7 separate regions of the Homo sapiens genome follow, and regions 1, 2, 3, 4, 5 and 7 are each linked to region 6. A link is a contact called in ENCODE Hi-C or POLR2A ChIA-PET data. All regions are on one chromosome and are shown on one strand. The core of a region is the stretch at or near the end of the contact, and the rest is flanking DNA. Distances in the headings are between cores, read along the strand shown. Region 1 holds the start of CBY3 (chibby family member 3). Region 2 holds the start of TRIM52-AS1 (TRIM52 antisense RNA 1). Region 3 overlaps LOC128966623 (a long non-coding RNA gene). Region 4 holds the start of CANX (calnexin). Region 5 holds the start of ZFP62 (ZFP62 zinc finger protein). Region 6 holds the start of MAPK9 (mitogen-activated protein kinase 9). Region 7 holds the start of TRIM41 (tripartite motif containing 41).

What was found. Hi-C counts contacts between places; a loop is a spot of excess contacts on that map. ChIA-PET counts read pairs that join two places held with the same protein, here RNA polymerase II (POLR2A). Pooled maps may share reads with other maps.
Region 1: a map of CD4-positive, alpha-beta T cell shows a loop between it and region 6 (8-fold over the local background). The contact joins the promoter of CBY3 here to the promoter of MAPK9 in region 6. A Hi-C loop is called at or near these places in 1 of 168 maps with a recorded cell type or tissue (CD4-positive, alpha-beta T cell) and 8 of 50 pooled maps.
Region 2: a loop to region 6 is called in a pooled map, with 10 times the contacts of the local background. The contact joins the promoter of TRIM52-AS1 here to the promoter of MAPK9 in region 6. A Hi-C loop is called at or near these places in 3 of 37 single-sample maps with no recorded cell type and 8 of 50 pooled maps. POLR2A ChIA-PET finds 5 or more read pairs at or near these places in 1 of 52 experiments (CD4-positive, alpha-beta T cell).
Region 3: a pooled map shows a loop between it and region 6 (5-fold over the local background). The contact joins the enhancer-like site here to the promoter of MAPK9 in region 6. A Hi-C loop is called at or near these places in 5 of 37 single-sample maps with no recorded cell type and 2 of 50 pooled maps.
Region 4: a pooled map shows a loop between it and region 6 (21-fold over the local background). The contact joins the promoter of CANX here to the promoter of MAPK9 in region 6. A Hi-C loop is called at or near these places in 7 of 37 single-sample maps with no recorded cell type and 14 of 50 pooled maps. POLR2A ChIA-PET finds 5 or more read pairs at or near these places in 3 of 52 experiments (CD4-positive, alpha-beta T cell, RWPE1 and naive thymus-derived CD8-positive, alpha-beta T cell).
Region 5: a map of CD4-positive, alpha-beta T cell shows a loop between it and region 6 (4-fold over the local background). The contact joins the promoter of ZFP62 here to the promoter of MAPK9 in region 6. A Hi-C loop is called at or near these places in 1 of 168 maps with a recorded cell type or tissue (CD4-positive, alpha-beta T cell), 5 of 37 single-sample maps with no recorded cell type and 14 of 50 pooled maps. POLR2A ChIA-PET finds 5 or more read pairs at or near these places in 4 of 52 experiments (T-cell, activated CD8-positive, alpha-beta memory T cell, activated T-cell and 1 more).
Region 7: a pooled map shows a loop between it and region 6 (11-fold over the local background). The contact joins the promoter of TRIM41 here to the promoter of MAPK9 in region 6. A Hi-C loop is called at or near these places in 11 of 50 pooled maps. POLR2A ChIA-PET finds 5 or more read pairs at or near these places in 3 of 52 experiments (Caco-2, K562 and activated naive CD4-positive, alpha-beta T cell).

Annotation. Positions count from the first base shown.
Region 1 is chr5:179,679,614-179,682,313 of GRCh38, reverse strand. It overlaps CBY3 (chibby family member 3), which reads left to right and starts at 1,280. Exons shown (of 2, transcript NM_001164444.2): 1 at 1,280-1,441. The coding sequence starts at 1,396. It also overlaps a transcript of CANX not described here.
Region 2 is chr5:181,259,635-181,262,478 of GRCh38, reverse strand. It overlaps TRIM52-AS1 (TRIM52 antisense RNA 1), which reads right to left and starts at 1,267. Exons shown (of 3, transcript NR_102762.1): 1 at 1,095-1,267. It overlaps TRIM52 (tripartite motif containing 52), which reads left to right and starts at 1,336. Exons shown (of 2, transcript NM_001346048.2): 1 at 1,336-2,478. The coding sequence starts at 1,666. RefSeq lists silencers at 706-955, 1,066-1,215 and enhancers at 1,356-1,405, 1,586-1,635.
Region 3 is chr5:179,529,458-179,532,167 of GRCh38, reverse strand. The region is part of intron 4 of LOC128966623 (a long non-coding RNA gene); the gene reads right to left. Among named protein-coding and RNA genes, the nearest start is that of RUFY1, 20 kb to the left of the region's middle. RefSeq lists enhancers at 1,185-1,790, 1,791-2,397. Within about 2 kb of position 1,412, at least 13 of the 41 ENCODE cell types and tissues checked have a DNase peak (open chromatin) inside an H3K27ac peak, as active enhancers do.
Region 4 is chr5:179,697,526-179,700,314 of GRCh38, reverse strand. CANX (calnexin) reads right to left here and starts at 1,348. Exons shown (of 15, transcript NM_001746.4): 1 at 1,213-1,348. RefSeq lists enhancers at 94-153, 1,714-2,243 and silencers at 964-1,253, 1,294-1,703.
Region 5 is chr5:180,859,875-180,862,574 of GRCh38, reverse strand. It overlaps ZFP62 (ZFP62 zinc finger protein), which reads left to right and starts at 1,299. Exons shown (of 2, transcript NM_001172638.2): 1 at 1,299-1,356. The coding sequence starts at 1,356. RefSeq lists enhancers at 256-1,162, 1,640-1,719 and a silencer at 1,090-1,539.
Region 6 is chr5:180,290,758-180,293,457 of GRCh38, reverse strand. MAPK9 (mitogen-activated protein kinase 9) reads left to right here and starts at 1,375. Exons shown (of 12, transcript NM_002752.5): 1 at 1,375-1,610. LOC124901151 (a long non-coding RNA gene) reads right to left here and starts at 1,226. Exons shown (of 2, transcript XR_007059085.1): 1 at 1,158-1,226. RefSeq lists an enhancer at 255-897 and silencers at 820-1,159, 1,170-1,539, 1,670-1,859.
Region 7 is chr5:181,221,896-181,224,747 of GRCh38, reverse strand. TRIM41 (tripartite motif containing 41) reads right to left here and starts at 1,467. Exons shown (of 6, transcript NM_033549.5): 1 at 1-1,467. The coding sequence starts at 748. It overlaps TRK-CTT2-3 (tRNA-Lys (anticodon CTT) 2-3), which reads left to right and starts at 2,697; the gene lies at 2,697-2,769. TRV-CAC1-5 (tRNA-Val (anticodon CAC) 1-5) reads left to right here and starts at 2,281; the gene lies at 2,281-2,353. It overlaps MIR4638 (microRNA 4638), which reads left to right and starts at 2,115; the gene lies at 2,115-2,182. RefSeq lists enhancers at 1-571, 1,239-1,468 and silencers at 719-928, 2,199-2,428, 2,679-2,852.

The sequences.
Region 1 (2,700 bases), core at 31-2,530, 610 kb after region 6:
TGAGCCACCGTGCCCGGCCTGGATATTCTTATTAATTTAATCATTCCTTTTTTTTTTTTTTGAGATGGAGTTTCGCTCTTGTTGCCCAGGTTGGAGTGCAGTGGCACAATCTTCGCTCATTGCAACCTCTGCCTCCCAGGTTCAAGCAATTCTCCTGCCTCAGACTCCTGAGTAGCTGAGATTACAGGCACCCGCCACCACACCCGGCTAATTTTTTCTATTTTTAGTAGACACGGAGTTTCACCATGTTGGTCAGGCAGTTCTCGAGCTTCTGACTTCAGGTGATCCACCCACCTTCCCCTCCCAAAGTGCTGGGATTTACAGGCATGAAACATCGCGCCTGGCCCTCTTTTTTTTTTTTTTTTTTTTAAACACAGGGTCTCTATCGCCCATGCTGGAGTGCAGTGGCACAATCACTGCTCACTGCAGCTTTCACCTCTTGGGCTCAGGTGATCCTCCCACCTCAGCCTCTTGAGTAGCTGGGACTACAGTCGCATGCCACCACGCCCAGCTAATTTGTTTTTGTAGAGATGGGGTCTTGCCATGTTGGCTAGTCTGCCCTTTCATTTTCATCATCTATCCTATTATCTTCCTCCCTCCTCAGCTGGCGCCCTACTGAGATCCCTATCACTGGTGGTGCACCCATCCCATAGGTGCTGTAGGAGCTGGCTGGTAACTCTCAGCTGCCCTGGCCAATAACTGACATGTAGAAGGAGGGTACAAAAGACGGGCTCCCTTGCTTTAAGGAGGCCTAACTGTGGTGCCATTTGTGCTCAGAGTTCCCCATGAGAGCAAGCGGAAGCTAGTCTCCACGTGAGACCACACTCTGGCTCAGCCTTAGCCTTTTTCTCGCCCTGTCTTGCTTCCCTCACCCCCTTCTCCTGAGAGCATTTCCCCAATAATTCACTTGAACAAGAATGCTCAGCTTAGGCTCTGCTTCTAGGGAACCTGACCCATGACACGCTCTGTTAGCTTCCTGAGAGACTATCTTGTTAGTTCCCCTAGAACAAATTCCTGTCTTGGACTCTGCTTATGATCACTCCCTTCATTCCCCTGCCAAGAATGACAGCTCAGTGAGGGAATATGTTCTTCACTTCCCTAGAACTGTTCCTAGAACACAGTAGGTGCTCAATGATGCACTGAATGCATGCAGGGGAGAGCCCAGAGTCTATCTGACAGCTCAGCGGTCAGCACCCCTTCTTGTCCTGGGGTGGCCTGGCCTGGAGGCATTGTGAGTCATAGCAGGTGGACAAGAGCTGAGTGGGTCAGAGATGGGACTAGCCCTGGGACAGCAGCTCAGCAACTCCACCCCATCTTCCAGGTGAGGCACAACATACAGTGAGGACTAACGGGGAAACATCCTCCGAGAAGATACAATCTCAAGGGTGGGCCTGGATGTGGGCTTCCAGAGACCATCTCCCTGAACCAGATCTTGGGGATGGTATGTACCATCCAGCCTCTGTCCACCTATATGTGAGGGATAAGTGTATTATGAATTAACGAAGGCATAACAGAGGGAACCCTGCTCTAGTTCTTTCTCTTCTCACTGCCCATGGGCAGAAGAGGAATTAGAAACAACACATAGCTCCCTTTTTCACATAATAGAATCAGCACTTACTGGGCAGGGGTGGGGGGTGCAGAGAGAAGTGAGCAAAATGGGACTTGTCTGTTATCTGGACTTTGGACTTCCTGAGGGCACAGTTTGTTTGGAATAAAAGTCATGTTTAGTGTGCACAATCCCTGATACTTTGAGCCCTATGCATAGGTCTAGCCCATGGCACACACCCCAGGATGTCAGTGAACACACTGGACTGTGGTCTATACACGCATCTGTCTTCCAAGCTGGATTAGGAGCACCTTGAGGGCAGGCAGAGGCTGTTTCAGGTCCCCTTCCCAAGACCAGAGTCTGGCACAGAGCAGATGCTAGTTCAAGTCTATCAAATGACTGAATGATGAGGGCAATAATGCTGTTGGCTATGCTAGATATCCTCCCAGATTGCTTTCAGAATCCAGATCTAACCCCGGCTTTCTAATCCTTCAGCAGTTCCCTCTTACCCACAAAAGGAAGTCTAAGCTTCCGAGCCTGCCTGTAGGGCACCTTCACATAGTGCACTGGTCCACCTTCCCAGCTTCCTCTTCTGCTCTTCCCAGCACCAATCCTATCCAAGCTCGTGTTCACATCTGAAATATGAAAGTCCTGCCCTGCCGGGTACAGTGGCTCACACCTGTAATCCCAGCACTTTGGCGCTGAGGCGGGCAGATCACCTGAGGTCCGGAGTTCGAGACCAGCCTGGCCAATAAGGTGAAACCCCATTTCTACTAAAAATACAAAAAAAAAAAAAAAAAAAAAAAAAAGGCCAGGCGCAGTGACTCATGCCTGTAATCCGGGCACTTTGGGAGGCCGAGTTGGGTGGATCACCTGAGGTCAGGAGTTCGAGACCAGCCTGGCCAACATGGTGAAACCCCGTCTTCACTAAAAATACAAAAATCAGGTGGGGGTGATGGCAGGCGCCTGTAATCTCAGCTACTCAAGAGGCTGAGGCAGGAGAACTGCTGGAACCCGGGAGGTGGAGGTTGCAGTGAGCCAAGATCGCGCAATTGCACTCCAGCTCGGGCAACGACAGCGAGACTCAGTCTCAAAAAAAAAGAAAAAGAAAGCCCTGCTCGGCTCTTCCCTCTGCCTAGAAGTTCTCCATTTTC
Region 2 (2,844 bases), core at 18-2,517, 970 kb before region 6:
GGAGGCCGAGGTGGGCGGATCACGAGGTCAGGAAATCGAGACCATCCTGGCTAACAGGGTGAAACCCCGTTTCTACTAAAAATACAAAAAAAAAAAAATTAGCCGGGCGTGGTGGCGGGCGCCTGTAGTCCCAGCTACTCGGGAGGCTGAGGCAGGAGAGTGGCGTGAACCTGGGAGGCGGAGCTTGCAGTGAGCCGAGATCGCGCCACTGCACTGCATCCTGGGCAACAGCCAGACTCCATCTCAAAAAAAAAAAAAAAAAAAAAAACCTCTCAGCCCTGGATCAGGTCCCCTCTCCAGGAAAGGTGACAGAGTGGAGTCTAAATGACACTGCCCTAGGGCCCCGCTGGGGTGGAAAACAGACCCAGACAGCGCCCCCAGCCCTCCCTCCCCAGGGAGGAGTGAAGGGCATAACAGACAGCGGAGGACACCGGGACAGGAAGGAGGGGCCAGCCGCTCTCAAACTAAGTCTAAACCACGGCGGTGAGGAAGTGTGGTCCCAAATCCAGCCCCCTCCCGGCCGAGCTCACAGAGCTCAGGGCTGGAACTCGGAACCCTGGCCCGACGCAGGCGGCAGCACCGAAGGGAACTTGAGCCCCGGCCCCCTCAGGGGACCCACGACCGGGGCGCAGCTTTGCTGGCAGACGCCGCAATACTGCGCAGCCGCGGCCCCGCAAGCAGAAACAGGGCTGGGTCTGAGGCCTACGTGGAGCTGGGGCCCGACGGCTCACGGAAGGCAGCGGGGGGCACTGGGCGCCCCGGATCCGAGCCTCCCGGGCGGCAGGCCCTCCCAGCTGTGCGGCGCCCGGATCCCCACAAAGGCACCCCAAGCGCGGACGGCGGGACGGGCGACAGCACCAGGGTGGTGTCCCAGGCTTCCCCACCGCCGCGGACCAACTCGGCCCCGGCCCGGGCGGGGCTTCCGGAGAGATTTATCCCCCTTCCCTCTAACCTTCCTGGGGCTCCGGCTCAGGCTGGACAACGGCTCGGAGACCCAGTCCCCCTCAAGTGTTGACCCCCCCACCATCTAGAACCAGCCAACCCACCAAACCACCTCTCCCAAGCCGGGCCTCTTCCCGGCGTCCGCCGCTGACCTGATCAGAGCCGCTCTGCCGGCCCGAGGGAGCTGAGAAGGGGCTTGGGAATGGGGTCTTGAGGAGGGGCTGGCCGGAATGTGCAGCACTAGCCCAGCTGGAGCGGGCGGCGCGGGCGCGCCTGTCCCCCAGCCCACCCAACTCCCGGCCCGCGCGGCCCCCGGCACACCATAGAGACGTGGTCCTCCGCCGGCCTAGAGCGTCTCTCCAGAGCGTGTGCAGGAGCGAGACGTCATTTTGCGTCGCCTCGGGCAGGGTAGCCAGCGGCTGCATCTGAGGCGGACGCCGCAGTGTAGGGCACACCCTGAGGGTAGCGAGAGACGTGACAGGACCGAGCAGCTGGGGGCTGCAGCCTGCTCTGTCCCCACCGATCCCAGAGAGAGGCTGTGAGTCTGGATCTGGGCGTTCGCACCCTGAGAGAGGGGGTCAAAGCTCCCCTGCGGCCCCGAGGAAGAAGAGCAAGGTTGAGGACAGCCTCGGGTCACCAGAGTAGTTTGGAGGCAGGCCTGCAGGCGCGTCCCCGCTCCTCAGCTCCAAGCTGACGTATCTACACCTGCCGGCGGGCATTAAGATGGCTGGTTATGCCACTACTCCCAGCCCCATGCAGACCCTTCAGGAGGAAGCGGTGTGTGCCATCTGCTTGGATTACTTCAAGGACCCCGTGTCCATCAGCTGTGGGCACAACTTCTGCCGAGGGTGTGTGACCCAGCTGTGGAGTAAGGAGGACGAGGAGGACCAGAACGAGGAGGAAGATGAATGGGAGGAGGAGGAGGACGAGGAAGCGGTGGGGGCCATGGATGGATGGGACGGCTCCATTCGAGAGGTGTTGTATCGGGGGAATGCTGACGAAGAGTTGTTCCAAGACCAAGATGACGATGAACTCTGGCTCGGTGACAGTGGTATAACTAATTGGGACAACGTAGACTATATGTGGGACGAGGAGGAAGAAGAAGAAGAGGAAGATCAGGACTATTACCTAGGAGGCTTGAGACCTGACCTGAGAATTGATGTCTACCGAGAAGAAGAAATACTGGAAGCATACGATGAGGACGAAGATGAAGAGCTGTATCCTGACATCCACCCGCCTCCTTCCTTGCCCCTTCCAGGGCAGTTCACCTGCCCCCAGTGCCGAAAGAGCTTTACACGTCGCAGCTTTCGTCCCAACTTGCAGCTGGCCAACATGGTCCAGATAATTCGCCAGATGTGCCCCACTCCTTATCGGGGAAACCGGAGTAATGATCAGGGCATGTGCTTTAAACACCAGGAAGCCCTGAAACTCTTCTGTGAGGTGGACAAAGAGGCCATCTGTGTGGTGTGCCGAGAATCCAGGAGCCACAAACAGCACAGCGTGCTGCCTTTGGAGGAGGTGGTGCAGGAGTACCAGGTGAGAGAAATGAGGGAATGTGGGGGGATGAAGGGAGTGGAAAGGTAACTAGGAGAGCTGAGGAATGAGTAGCATTCCTTTCCCACCTCCTCAGGTACTTAGTTGCTAAACTTCTCTTTATTTGATGAGGGAGACACGGTGGAGAGAGATGGTCATATGGGTAAAAAAGGAGACACAAAACCATGAAGATTGGGGCAGATTGGCTTCCCCAGAGGAAGCTGAACAGATAATATGACGGTCACTGGAAGCGGACCACTACTGCTAATACTGGCAGTCTACCTAAGTGTAAGGGACGTGAGTAACAGATACCCAGTACTTCATTTCTCCCTAATGTGAGTCCTTGACCAATTCCCTGGGACAGGTACA
Region 3 (2,710 bases), core at 163-2,662, 760 kb after region 6:
GTCTCCACTAAAAATACAAAAAATTAGCTGGGTGTGGTTACAGGCGCCTGTAGTCCCAGCTACTCGGGAGGCTGAGGCAGGAGAATGGCGTGAAGCCGGGAGGCAGAGCTTGCAGTGAGCCGAGATCACACCACTGCACTCCAGCCTGGGCGACAGAGCAAGACTCCATCTCAAAAATAAAATAAAATAAAATAAAATTTAGAGGTGATTTAAATTATACCTCTAAATAATTAACCTGGGACAGAGGATGTGCATAGGTTATAGGTTATACGCAAATACAGATGCTCCTTGACTTATGATGGGGTTACAACCAAATACATCCATCGTATAGATTGACCATATGGCGAGTTGAATTTACAATGGGTTTATCCAGATGTAACCCTATTGTAAGATGAGAAGCGTTCTGAATGCCCATTGCTTTTGCACCATTGGCAAGTCAAATCCCAATTGAAGCCATCATAAATTGGGGACTGACAGTACAATGCTACTTTATATAAGGGACTTGAGCATTGTGGATTTTGGGGGGAGGGTCCTGGAACGAATCCCCTGTGGATACAGAGGGACTGCTGTATATATACATCTACAGGGCAAGATAGTTTATTTTTAAAAATTATACCATGTCGATTGTGATGACTGGCATATAGATTATGATGGTTTTTCTCTGATGTTGTATACTGAAATGTTTTCATAGGACCAAGAATGTTAGAAAAATAAAGATCTTAAATACAATATGATAAATTTATATATATACTATTTGATTCTGTTAGCTATATTTTGTTTTATATCAGTGATCATAAGTAAAAAATGGTTTTATAATTTTATTTTTATGTTAACCTTATCTGATTTGAGAATTAAAAATTCTAGTTTCATAAAATGAACTGGATAATTTTTATACTTTTTCTATTTTCTTGTACAGCACACTGTCCAGTAGAAATATAATGCAAGAACACATGTGACTTAATGTTTGTAGTAGCCACTTAGAAAAGTAAAAAGAAATATGTGCAATGAGTTTTAATAATATATTTAATTCAATACGTCCAAAGTAGTGTCATTTGAACATGTTATCAACATAAACATGAATGAAATATTTCACCTTCTATTTTTGTACTAAGTTTTCGAAATCTGTTCTTTTATATTGATAGCACTTCTTAATTCAGACACGAAATTTTCATAAGAAGTACATGATTTGTATTTAGGTTTCATAAAATTTACAATTCAAAAAGTAGATTCACATACGCGAATCGTTTCAAACATACCTCTGGGCCCAGCGCCTCGCCCTGTCCTCGCCGGGTGAAGTCGGCCCTGACTGCAGCCTGCGAAGCACCCGCCCATTGTCCCCGGAGAGGGCGCCCTGGACGCAAGCGCAGAGCCCCGGGAGGCGCGGGAAGCCGGAGGAGGGCGATGGGGGCGAGGCAGGAAGAGTACGTGGGGCCGAGGGGGGCGAGCGCTGGGCCGCCCGCAGCCGGAGAGTGTCGCCCCTCCTGAAGGCCCTGGGCAGGTGAAATGAGGACCAGCGCTGACAAAGGGCAGGATGCAGAAGACTCCTGACTTTGGATCTCAGATCACCCTCGGAAGCTCCGATTCGGATCCGCGTCCACAGACCCGGCGACCTCAGACAGACCGGGCGTCCGGGGAAGAGGCGGCGGCAGTGAGCACCGCAGTGAGGAAACCAGGCTCCGGCGATCCCCAGGCCTTACGCCCGACCCCAGGGCATTTGGGAGCAGGTCTGCGTCCGGGACCAGCACACTCTGGACGGGAGCTCTGCCTTTCTGGGGTCCTCCAGCTGAAGGATGTGAGTTGCAAGAAACCCATTCTGTAGACCTCGAAATCAGCGGGGAGCCCCAGGCACTTGTGGGGGGACTTTGATGTGGCTCCCACGCATCCACCCGGCACCGCGTGGATTGCCAGGGGCAGGACGAGCTTGAGTGGACGCTGGGTTCGCTGAGCCCCCCAGAGGCTCCTCGCCCTGGGTCACCTGTGCCGCCTTGGACCACCCAGAGAAACCTTTCCTCCCACCAGGTGAGCCGCAGGCCAGGCGCCAGGCCTGAGTGTGCCCGGGACGGGGATTTCTCTGTGAACGGCCCATCATCCCATAATATCCACGTTGTCTTAGCCTCATGTTCTGAAGAAACACGAATTTCATACACAAGCGTGGATTTTTGCATGTTTTAAATTGTAAATGCGACTAACTCCAAGGAAGTTGGAACTTGAAGCAGGCTCAAAGCAAACTTAGTCGCGTCATCCGCCACCATCCTCCAGGGTAAACCGAGGAGCACAGTTAATTGGTTTTCCACGGGTATTTGCCACTTGTCAGATGGGCTGTTATGGACGTAACCACGTAATTCCTGGAACCCAGTGAGAGTCAGCTTCCTTTACGGGCGTCTGACAAGATGTGCTCAAACACCTTGAAGATCTTTATGGAAACAACTTTTGGCTCTTTATCAAGATGTCATTCAGGGCTCTGAACAGTCGAATACGTTGTGGATGGGTTTGCTGTAGTTATACAGTGTGCATTTGATACTTGTCAATAGCGCTAGTAATGTTATTGCAAAAATAAAACCTTCTTTAAAAAAGAGGCCGGGCGCGGTGGCTCACGCCTGTAATCCCAGCACTTTGGGGAGGCTCAGGCAGGTGGATCACGAGGTCAGGAGATGGAGACCATCCTGGCTAACATGGCGAAACCCCGTCTCTAGTAAAAATACAAAAAATT
Region 4 (2,789 bases), core at 99-2,598, 590 kb after region 6:
TTAAGCAAAATCTTCCATTTCCTAAATCAGAGGTAAAAAGACTTAACTATGGTTAATCTTGTCCTCTCAATCTTTTAATATTAAGCTCAGTTTAACTTCCCTCAACCAGCAATCACTTGTGTCATGCCCAGCGGTAATACACAATGCCCGGTTTCTTCTATCACCATAACTGTGACCTCAGGTCCTGCGAAACAGGACTGAACCAGTTCACTAGGATGGCAGTGTATTGGTCCAAAGGCATTCAGATTATAATAACGTACCGCAATGATCATCGAGCAGTTACTAAATGTCGGACTTCCCTGTCTTATTGTATACATATCTTAATTTAATCCTCACAAATCCATCGGGTATTATTATATCCATTACTTGACAAGAACGGGGGCACAAAGGGTAAGAAAACTGCCGAAGTTCACAGAGCAACCAATGACCAATCAAAGACTCGAGCCAGGGCCTTAGCGTTAACCACTGCACGGTCTATCCCTGAACTATAATCCCAGCACCATCAGTACACTAATCGCATGACCTTGGGCCAGTCATTTCATACCTCCAGGCCTCCGGTGTGGAAAGAGATGCACTTAGATGAGCTTTCGGGGGCTTTCCTGCTTTTAACGCCCTGTCCCTCTCCAACTGGATTACTCGCCTCCAGAATAGGTGCTGTAACTGCTAAGTTTCTCAACCACTGCGTGTTCTCCTTCTGGTACATTCCCCTTTCTCTTCAGGGAACTAGGGTCCAGTCTCCGCTTTGGATTTTCAAATATTAAACTGTAACGCTAGTTGTAAACATTCCCTCTCGGTCTAATACCACCCTTCCCTACTACTAGGGGTACCTAGTAGGCCCGATTCCACCCTATACTTTTACCCAGTTACTCCAGCCCACCTCGCGGCTGCCCAGGCAGCCGGCAAAGAGGCCTAAGAAAGCCCTAGAAGCAAAGCCATAGGAATAAGTCAGCTTTCCCAGAGGTCAAAGAAGGCTGTCGGGCCACCTGCCACGCCTCCCGACCCCGGCGGCGCGGCCTGGGCCCGCAACCCAACCAAAGACGCCCGGATTCGGGCCTCCTCGCTCACGGCGGGCGCGTCGGCCAGGGCCTGGGCCCTCAAGAGCCAGCCCGACCCCTCAGTCGCCGGCCACGCCCGACCCCTCAGCCGCAGAGGCGCTCCCAGCCCCCCGAGGTCCTCACAGGCCCGAGGACGCGCTCAGGTCTCCCCTCTCACCTCTAGCCTCCCGGGGACCGCGGGGGTGCCCGTGCCCCTTCCCGCCCGCACACCTTGCCCCGCGCCGCAGTAAAGAGAGAGGCGGAGGCGGCCCGACCGTCACGTGCCGCAGAACCAAGAGGCCTCGGCCACCGCTGCCGCGCGAGCGAGCCCCACCGCACGAAGCCCGGCCCTGTGCCCGCCCCTGGCCCCTGAGTAGCCACAGCCGGCGCCAAGTCCCGCCCTCCCGCGCAAGCCCCGACATCCGGTTGGCCGGCGTGGGCATCGCTCTACGCACCGTCCCATACGCCCCCTACGGCTATTCTTCGTGGAGTGTGAAGATTGGCCGGGAGTGAGGCAGGAAGTGGCTGTTGGTTGGGCGGGAGGTGAGGGGCGGGCCACGCTGGATCGAGACCGCCGGGCGCGCGCGTCTCGGGGCGGGGCTGGTTTAACAGGCGTTCCCGCGTCGGTTGCTGTGGTGCCTTCGGGGCGTTCCAACCCAACCCCCAGTAGCCCTCACCCGTCTGGTTCCTGGAGCCGAGACTTGGGACGCATCGCGCGCCCTTCGCTGACGGGGCAAACGGCAGCCGGCAAAAGGGGTAGGAGTCCGACGATCGGCCATCAGGAAGGGCCCGTTGCAGCGAACGCGGGCCCCTACGGGCGTGAGCAGAACCCAGCGCGAGCGCCTGGCCGGATTGGCGTGCACTGCTCCGCGCTGTGTGAGCCGGCGCCGCAGTTCCTGCAGAGTCATGGCTCGGCCCAGGAGCCTGCGCAGCCTCGTCGCCCAGCATAACACACAGTCCAGAATAATATAATCCGAGGTTATTTGAACTTTCAATTTATGTTTCCTGAAGTGAGATTAGGTGTCAGGGCAGAGAGATACAGGGATGACAGGACGAGAGAAAGGATGGTGCCATGGAAAGATTTAAGATACGCCACCATTTTAGTAACCCACTCTTAGTACATCTTCAGTTTTCAGTATGCTGAGAACCTCACAAAATGGAAGTGGCCCAGGGTTTTTCTAGACCTTTAGAGATCCTGATCTCTTGTTCTCTATTTGTTTGGACACCCAAAGGCTTGACTACTAGGGTGGAAAACACTAGAATCAGCGAATGTATCACTGATCTGAAAAGCCCTCTTGCCACCGGGAAGGGGAAGAAAGGCAGGGTTTGGTGTTTGCATGAGTTAGTATCATCCAACCCTCAACCCCCAAATTTTTTTTATTTTTATTTTTTTGAGACGAAGTCTTGCTCTGTCGCTCAGGCTGGAGTCTAGTGGTGCGATCTTAGCTCACTACAACCTCCGCCTCCCGGGTTCAAGCGATTCTCCCTCAGCCTCCCGAGTAGCTGGGATTACAGGCGCCCGCCACCACGCCCGGCTAATTTTTGTATTTTAGTAGAGACAGGTTTCACCATGTTGGCCAGGCTGACCTCAGGTGATCGACCTGCCTCTGCCTCCCACAGTGCTGGGATTACAGGCGTGAGCCACGGCGCCCCAACTTCAGCCCCAAAATTTGTGTAGGAGAATTTTGGTTTCCTGTCTACCTGGGGAAGCAGCTATTCAAAGCAGAATAAAATTCTGGATGCTACATGATCCAA
Region 5 (2,700 bases), core at 50-2,549, 570 kb before region 6:
TGCTTCCAAAGCACTTCACTTTTTGTCTAAGAATTAACAGTAAACATTTTGAAATATTTATATAATTTTGCTAATAATCCAGAAAATAACACTAAGAAAAAATGTAATCTACTTTCGTTACGGACATATATGCTAGGATAAACAATAAACAATAAAACAATGCATAGAACTATTTTACACTAGGATAAAATTCAATGAGGCACATAGAATGAAAATATTTTTACAGTAGAATAAAAAGCCGGTGAGGGACATAAAAGTTCAAGGAAAAAAACCCTAAAAGATGTAAAACTTATGACTGTTAAAAGTGGATAATACCAAATCTTCAGGGATTTAGATTCCATTGGATACACTTGAAAGCAATTTTGTTCTTAATATTAACAGCATGCCAAAAATATACCCTTTGCAATTATTTAAACTTAATATGAAAAATATTTAGATGTTGCTGTTTTTAAAAAAGGCTGACTATAGCCAATAACTTAGTTGTATATTTAAAAATAAGAATATAATTTGATTGCTTGTAACACAAAGGATAAATGCTTGAAGTGATGGACACGCCATTAACCCTGATATGATTATTACGCATTGCATTCCTGTCTGTATCAAGATATCTCACGTACTCGACAAATAGGGACACCTACTATGTACCCACAAACATTAATTTAAAAAAAAAAAAAAGGTCTTCAAAGTCATTTTAGGCCCTGGGTTTGGAAGCCGACACCGGCGGTGGGGTGGGCAGGGGGCGAGGTCGCTGCCAAGCTGGCGCCCCGGGTGGGAGCGTGGCCCGGTCCCAGGGACGGCTCCAGGGGCGCGCTCCCACTCCGCATCCCCAGTGCCTAACCGGGGGCGCTTCTGGTGCTGACGACCAGGAAGGGCTGGTGCTCTCGGGCCAGCCCCCAACCAGCTGAGAAGGCAATGGGTCCCCAGCCCAGCGCTGTCCTGCGCCCCTCCCGGATTCCCCCATTTCCCGCCAGGCCCCCACTTCCGGGAACGTCCCCGCACCCACACCTGGCAATGAATCACGTGTTCAGGAACCAGGTAGGCAGGTATTTACTTTATTACCTGTGCCCCTCCCCCAGCCTACCCCAGAAGCTAATGGGCACGGAAACAGAAAGCCCCGCCCACGGCCTCCTGGCCGCGCCTGGAGCGCGCGCCCTGCAGCTGGTCCTCAATAAATAGCCGAGGAGGCGCTCCCCTCCCTCCCTCCCGCCGGCGCCGTCGGCCCGGACCATCGAGTCAGTCCTCCAGCGTCCCAGAGAGGGCGCGGAAGTGCCCCAGGGCCGGCGCGGGTTCTTCCGGCCGTGCGGTCCGCGCTTTTGTCCCGCTGGCGGCCGGGTTCCCGCGGCGCCGCCACAGCCAGTACGTGAGTCCGCGGCCGCCCGCGCTCCCGCCCCCGGCCCTTGCCTGCCACGCCCTCCCCTTTTTGGCCGGGTCTTGGCTGCTCCGCGGGTCTCGGGCGGGATGTGGGAGTAAGCGTGCCCCCTCCCCGCACATGTCTCAGTGGGTGCGTTTCTGGGGAGCGGAGGGGAGGGAAGACCTCGGGCAGGCAGAGGGGTGCAGGGCGCGCCCCTGGAACAGACTGGGCTCTGTGTGGGCCACAACTGCGACGTTTGAACGGACCAGCGTCATGTTAGGTCTGCTCAACGTTCCGAGAAGGGCCAGGGCCCCGCTCCGGTGTTCCTCAACTATTCATCCCTGTTTTGGATGGGAGGGGATCCCTAAAAATTAGCGCTTCAAAATACCCACCATTTCGTGCTCCCTCTGCAGTTAAGTTTGGTACTCTAGGACTTGAGAGTGATTGCGAGGGCAGAGAGACCTCTAGGGGTGATCTGATTCGACCTTCTTCCCCTCCGCTCCACCCCACCACCTTTTTTTCTTTTTTTTTTTTGGTCGGTGAGTGATGATGATAAGCTCCCGCTGCAGGTGTGAATAGAGACCCCGGAGGTGCGTCCTAGCCCTCATCTGGGGAAGCGCACCTGCATACAGACGGGTGCACCGGGGAGGAGGCGACCTGCCGCGTGTTCCTGCAAGCAGAAAAGGAGTTAACTAGGTAGGGAGAGGAAGGTCGAAGAGTTTCTTAGACCCAGGGGACAGCCTGCGGGAACCCAGGGGTGGGACGGAAAAGATCACTGGGGAATGCCAGGGCTGGGTGTGCTGCTCTAAGACATTTAAAGTAGTTGGCCAGCAGGAGCATTTCTTTGTGAAAGCTCAAGGCTTAAAAAAAATAATAATATGAAATATGTAATATATTCATATGGCTGGGATATTAAAAATATAAAAAGTTACCAGTGAAAGATTTCTTCCCATCCCGCTTAGGTATCTTCCTAGGCCCTACCCTCTTAGGTAACCACTTTTGTTCCTTTGTATCTTTTCCGAATTTCTGCAAATACTGGCAAATATAACTAGTTAGTTCCCCCTTTTTTCACACAGGTGATAGAAATCCTTCTAACTCCTTGATTCTTTCACTTTATCTTACTGGTCTCTACATGTCAGAACACAGAAGTTGTGTTTTGTTTCGTTTTGTTTTACAGAGCTGTGGTAAGTATTGGATGGGCCATTGTTTGGATGTTTTCGATGTTCTGTCCTTTTTTAGATCTATTCGGGGGCATTTGGGTTGTCTCCAATTTGTTGTTACTTCAAACAATGGTATACTCAATACAGTGTATTAGGGTAGGGATTTTTACAGAAGAAACTAAACAGCCG
Region 6 (2,700 bases), core at 126-2,625:
TCCTGGTATTGTGTTACTGCTGTTCTACACCACACTCACCATTTGTCAACCATTGTTCCCACTCTTCTAGTCCCCAAAGGCCGGCTCTCCACGGTTTTCCCCATGTGCCCAGCCTCAGTGCCTCTCTTCCTGCTTCACTTTTCAACGTAGATCTGGCAACATCCCAAGCCCCGGCCTCTCCCATCCTGTACGACCCCCAGGCCGCTGGTACCTGATCCAGCCTCAAAAGCAGCTCAGAGTCAACGGGTCCCAGTCCCTAGGGGGCTCTGAGCAAGAGACTCCTCGCCCCGCCCCCCACTCCTCTCAGAGGCTTGACTGAGCACCTCCCTTTTTTTTTTTTTTTTTTTTTTTTTTTTTTTTTTTTTTTTTGAGAGAGTCTCACTCTGTCACCCAGGCTGGAGTGCAATGGCGCAATCCCGGCTCACTGCAACCTCCGCCTCCCAGGTTTAAGTGATTCTCCTGCCTCAGCCTCCCGAGTAGCTGGGATTACAGGCGCCCGCCACCACGCCCAGCTCATTGCTTCGTATTTTTAATAGAGACGGGGTTTCACCAGGTTAGCCAGGCTGGTCTCGAACTCCTCACCTCAGGTAGTCCACCCGCCACGACCTCCCAAAGTTCTAGGATTACAGGCGTGAGCCACCGCGCCCTGCCGCACCTCCTAATTTTTAGATGTTGTCAACTAAGTGATCCCGCCACCAAGCGCAGTCTCCTCCTGCGTCACCGACCCACCGGGTCACCTGTCTACACACCGCCATCTCTTCGCACCCCCTCCCCCTCTTCGACCCGGCTTCTGGCCTCACCCACACCCCCATAGACCCGTTCCTCCGGCGCCGCAGCGAGCAACCGAGTGCGAGGCCCGCCCCGCCTACCGGGCCCTAGCACGCCGGGCTCCCGGACGCCAGGCCGGCCTCCCCCCGCGATCGCCCCGGGCTCTCCCCGAAACGGGCGGGCTCCCGTGCCGCTCCAGTCGCCTCACCGCCACAAGCCTGCACCTGCAGCCCGAGGCCCGGCTCCCCGCGGACCCCGCGGTGTGAGCCCCGCGCGCCTCCAGCCCGGTTCCCGGTCCTCCGGGCCACCCTCTCCACCGAGCTGCGCCCCCCTCGCAGGGAGAGCGGGCTCAGCCGGTGGGCCGCGCAATGCCTGCGTCTCCAGCTCACCGCGTGCACTGCGCGCACCCGAGCGCCATGGCCACTCGGCCCGCGCCACTGAAAGGCCCGGGGGCGAAGAACCCGCGGAACCCCGGCCCAGGACCTCGGGCGCCCGACCCGGCCCCCGACCCCGCCCGCGCCACCCTCCATCGGCCCGCCCCCCAGGCGCCATTGGCCGCGCCTGCTCCGCTCTCCGCGCGCTGATTGGTCGGCGCGAGGGTCTGTCAGACCGGGCGCCGCGGCGGCGGCAGCGGCGGAGAAGGGAGCGGGACCGGAAGGGTCGCAGCGCCCCGGCGCCCCTCACACCCACTGCGGCGGCGGCGGCGGCGGCGGCGGCGGGGCGGAGCGGAGCGGGGCGGGCCGGCGGCGGAGCCGGGGCCGCGGAGCCAGGAGTGACTAGCACGCAGCGCCGCCAGTCCGCCCGCCCGCCCTCTCCCCGTGGCGCGGCGGCGGGGAGGCGAGGTGAGCCCGGCGGGCGGGCTAGGCCTGGCGGCGGCTGCTCGGGCCGGGCCCGCGGGGAGGGGCGGTGAGGGAACCGCGCGGCCGGGGGCTTCGGGGCGGGCCGGGGGCTGCGGGGCCCTGGCAGCCGCAGCCGTCGCCCCTGTGCTGGGGGATGCCGCAGGCGCCCCCTTCCGCCCGGCTGTCAGCAGCCCCGGGCTGCGGGCCTGCTCACCGGCCTGGCCCGGCCGACCTGCCCGTGGGGTCTGCGGGCGCCATCCCTCCCGGAGGTGGGGCAGACAGCTGCACTCCTGCGCCGGGTGCCCAGGGGCCCGGGGTCGCGTCCCCGCGACCTTGGCCAAGGCACTGACCCTCGCTCTGCCGCGGTTTTGCCTTCGGGAAGGTGGGGAAATGTCTCTTCTGGACAGGGTTGTTGTCAGGCTGTGTGAATGTATGCAGACGCCTGGGCAGGACCCCGGTGTGCATCTGTGGAAGACTGGGCAGGGTGCTGGCCCGTGCTGGTGTGAGTGGTGTAGGAACCCCCTCCCCACCCGCCCAGCCTCCCGCCTCCCCGCGCACTCCTCTCTTGCCTTGTCATTGCACACTCGGTGTCCAGCAGTGCCAGAGGGGACCCAGCCCGAATCCCTTACCACCGCGCCCCTCCCCCAGAAGACTGCTGCCCCGTCCCACTCATCTCGCCCGCCTTGAACATGCCAGCCCGCATTTGCCCCAGGACCTTTGCATTTGCTGTTTCCCCGTCTTTGGAGTTGTCTCCGTGATCTTGGCACAAGTAGCTCTTTCTGCTCCTTCCTCTGGTCAGATGTCTCGTTTTGGGTGAGGCCCTCCTCGACCACCCTCTTTCTTCCCTTAGTCATGCTATTTCATTATTTAAAAAATTTCCTTCCTAGCTCTCATCTGGTTTGAAACTATTCTATTTATTTGCCTGCTTATTTTCTGTCTCCCCGACTAGGATGTAACTTTGTGAAAACAGGTAGCTGTCTGATTTGTCCACTGCTTTATCCCCAGTGCTTAGAAAGCACACAGGAAGTATTCAGTAGTATCAGCTCAATGAATGAATGAATGATCAAAGAAATGGCCCAGCCTGCCTGTTGTC
Region 7 (2,852 bases), core at 218-2,717, 930 kb before region 6:
GGCACACCACACAGATGGCCTCTTCGTCTACCTCGCAGAAGAGCTTCAGGGCTTCTTGGTGTTTGGGACAGATGCCCTGATCGGTCACGCGGCTCCCTCGACCAGGGGTTGGGTGCATCTGCCGAATCACCTGGACCATATTGGCCAGCTGCAGGTTGGGGCGGAAGCTCCGCCGAGGAAAGCTCTTTCGGCACTGAGGGCATGTGAAGCACCTCCGAGGGGCTGGAGGCGGGGGCAGTGGGGTGACGGGGTCTAGATCCTCTTCCTCAACCTCCTCCAGCACTTCCTCCTCGTCCTCCTCATCCTCCCCCCTCAGGTCCTCCTCCTCCATGTCCCCCAAGTAGTAGTCCAGGTCTTCCTCCTCGTCCTCCTCCTCCCACACATAGTCCATGTTGTCCCAGCTGGACCTGCTCATGCCACTGGTCCAGAACACACCCTCTTCTTCCTCCTCGACCTCCTCCTCCATGTCACCCTCGTAGTCTTCATCCCGCATGGGGGTGTCCCACCCCGCGCCAGCCCCCACAGCCTCCACTTCCTCCTCCTCTCCGTCCTCCTCCTCCTCCTCCCGATCTAACTCATCTCTGTCCTCCTCATCCTCCCCACCCCACAACTGGGTTACACAAACTCGGCAGAAGTTGTGCCCGCAGCCGATGGACACGGGGTCCGTGAAGTAATCGAGGCAGATGGCGCACACCGCCTCCTCCTGAAGGGTCTGCACAGGGTTGGGTGTCATGGCAACGGCAGCCATCTTAGTGTCCAGCCAGCCAGTGTAGAGGTTCGGTGGGGGGGCGAGGGGCGGGGGTCTTCCCTACCGACGCCCTGGCGACCCGGCTCCACCCCCAGCCCTGCCCCTCCACACCTCGCCCCAAGAGCAGCCAGAGAGATGTCCTGCCGACAACCCACCCCAACACAGTGTTCCCTACTCCCAAACGACAACCGTGTCTCTACGAGGGGAGGGGACAGTGCTGGGCGCCACCGCCAAGTCCCTCAGGTGGCTCTGAGTACAAGTCTGCCCCAATGCTCCCTTGGACTCCTCATAAACCCCCGCCCCTCCTCACTTCCTGGCCCCGCCCCTAGCTTCCGGCCTCCTTCCCAACACTTCCGGCGTCTACACACCACCTAAGCTCGCGACTTCCCTCCGCTGTCCTGCTACTCCCCCTTTTTCCCCGCGGGGCCCCAGGGCGACAGGAAATGGCGAGGAGACGCTCTAGTCCGCACTAGAGAACAGGGCGGGAGGGCTAGGACGGTGGAGGCCCGCGTCTCTGTGGTAAGAGGCCGCGGGGAACGCAGAAAGAACAGAGGAACCGCCTACCCCCATCCCCCGCCGCTGGGGAGAAACTTCGGGGGGTAGGGGGAGCGCCTGGCGGCCGTCTGCTTTCGGTGCTATCACCGCATCGGCCAGACGCCATCCTACCCTCCCGGCACAGCCGACTGCAGCCGGTACTCCCCACAGCCGATGCCGGAAGCGAGGGGGTGGGTCCGCGGCGCGCCCTGAAGTACTTCCGGCCCTTCTAGGCAGACGACTTCGTTGTGGAGGACTCAGAGGGTCGTCCGGGTCGGACCGGGGGCGGGGCCTGAGAAAGCGCTTCGCGGGTTAGGGCAGCAGACGCCCCACCCTTCCCCAACTGTAGTCGGCGTTTCGCATCCGAGGTAGAAACTGCCAACCGGACACTGTCTCATGGTTTAGATGAACTTCCCTAACTGCCCAGCAGTGAAGAAGTGGTGACGAATCATTACATCTACATTCTCACAGCATCTCTGCAAAAATAGATGCTTTGTGCGGTAGAAATAATACTTGATGCTTAAATAGCTCTTTAAATTTTATTTTTATAGAGATTTGATGTCGATACATAAATAAATAAATGTTGTTTGATGCGAGAAAAATGACGGGGCCATGATTTATGTACAGAATCTCCAGTGAGTGCCAGACACAGCGTGACGCCAGGGCTGGGCCTGCAGAACTTACCCTGCTCTCAAGGCGGCTCGCGGGAAAACTCCAGATGGACGTCGCGCTTCCTAGGGGGGTGGTCAGGCCTCTGAGTATGTCAGATCAAACGCGCCAAAAACCACGAACCCTCGTGGGTGAACTATGCTAGGCCATTACAGGACCTGCGGACTCGGCTGCGGTGGACAAGTCCGGCTCCAGAACCTGGACACCGCTCAGCCGGCCGCGGCAGGGGTCCCCGGGCCTGTCCTACAAGGGCGCTTGCCTAGAGCTATCCCGGCCGTCTCAGCCGTGTGTGTCTTCAGGACGATGCCGGCAGGAAAGTAGCCAAGGTGGTTTCCGTAGTGTAGTGGTTATCACGTTCGCCTCACACGCGAAAGGTCCCCGGTTCGAAACCGGGCGGAAACACGTTTTGGTCTGTTCGGGAGATTCTCTCCCGAGGCCGGCCTTACGTGGCAGGAAGGACATGTGTGTCCCTGCGCTTCGGAGGAACACGGACTGGGGCAAAACTGAAGGAGAGCACTACTCAAGTAAATTCAGGTCTCGCCCCTCACCTAATCTCTTGCTCTTCCCTTCTGAAGCCTATGCAGCCATCACATGTACAGGAATCCGTAGATTTCAGATCCTCGGCTCTAGTGCCTAGAACAGAGCCAGGCGCAGGCGCTTCTTAGTATTTGCACAGTGGAAACGTGCTTACACCTCTGAGGGTAACCTCCATCTTCAGAGACAAAGTTAGAATACAGACATGGCCGCCCGGCTAGCTCAGTCGGTAGAGCATGAGACTCTTAATCTCAGGGTCGTGGGTTCGAGCCCCACGTTGGGCGTAATTTCGCTTTTTGGAAAGGTTAAGGCAAGTTGTGTTACCTAAGTGCACAAATGGTATTCTCTGTACCAAGACCTAGTGGGT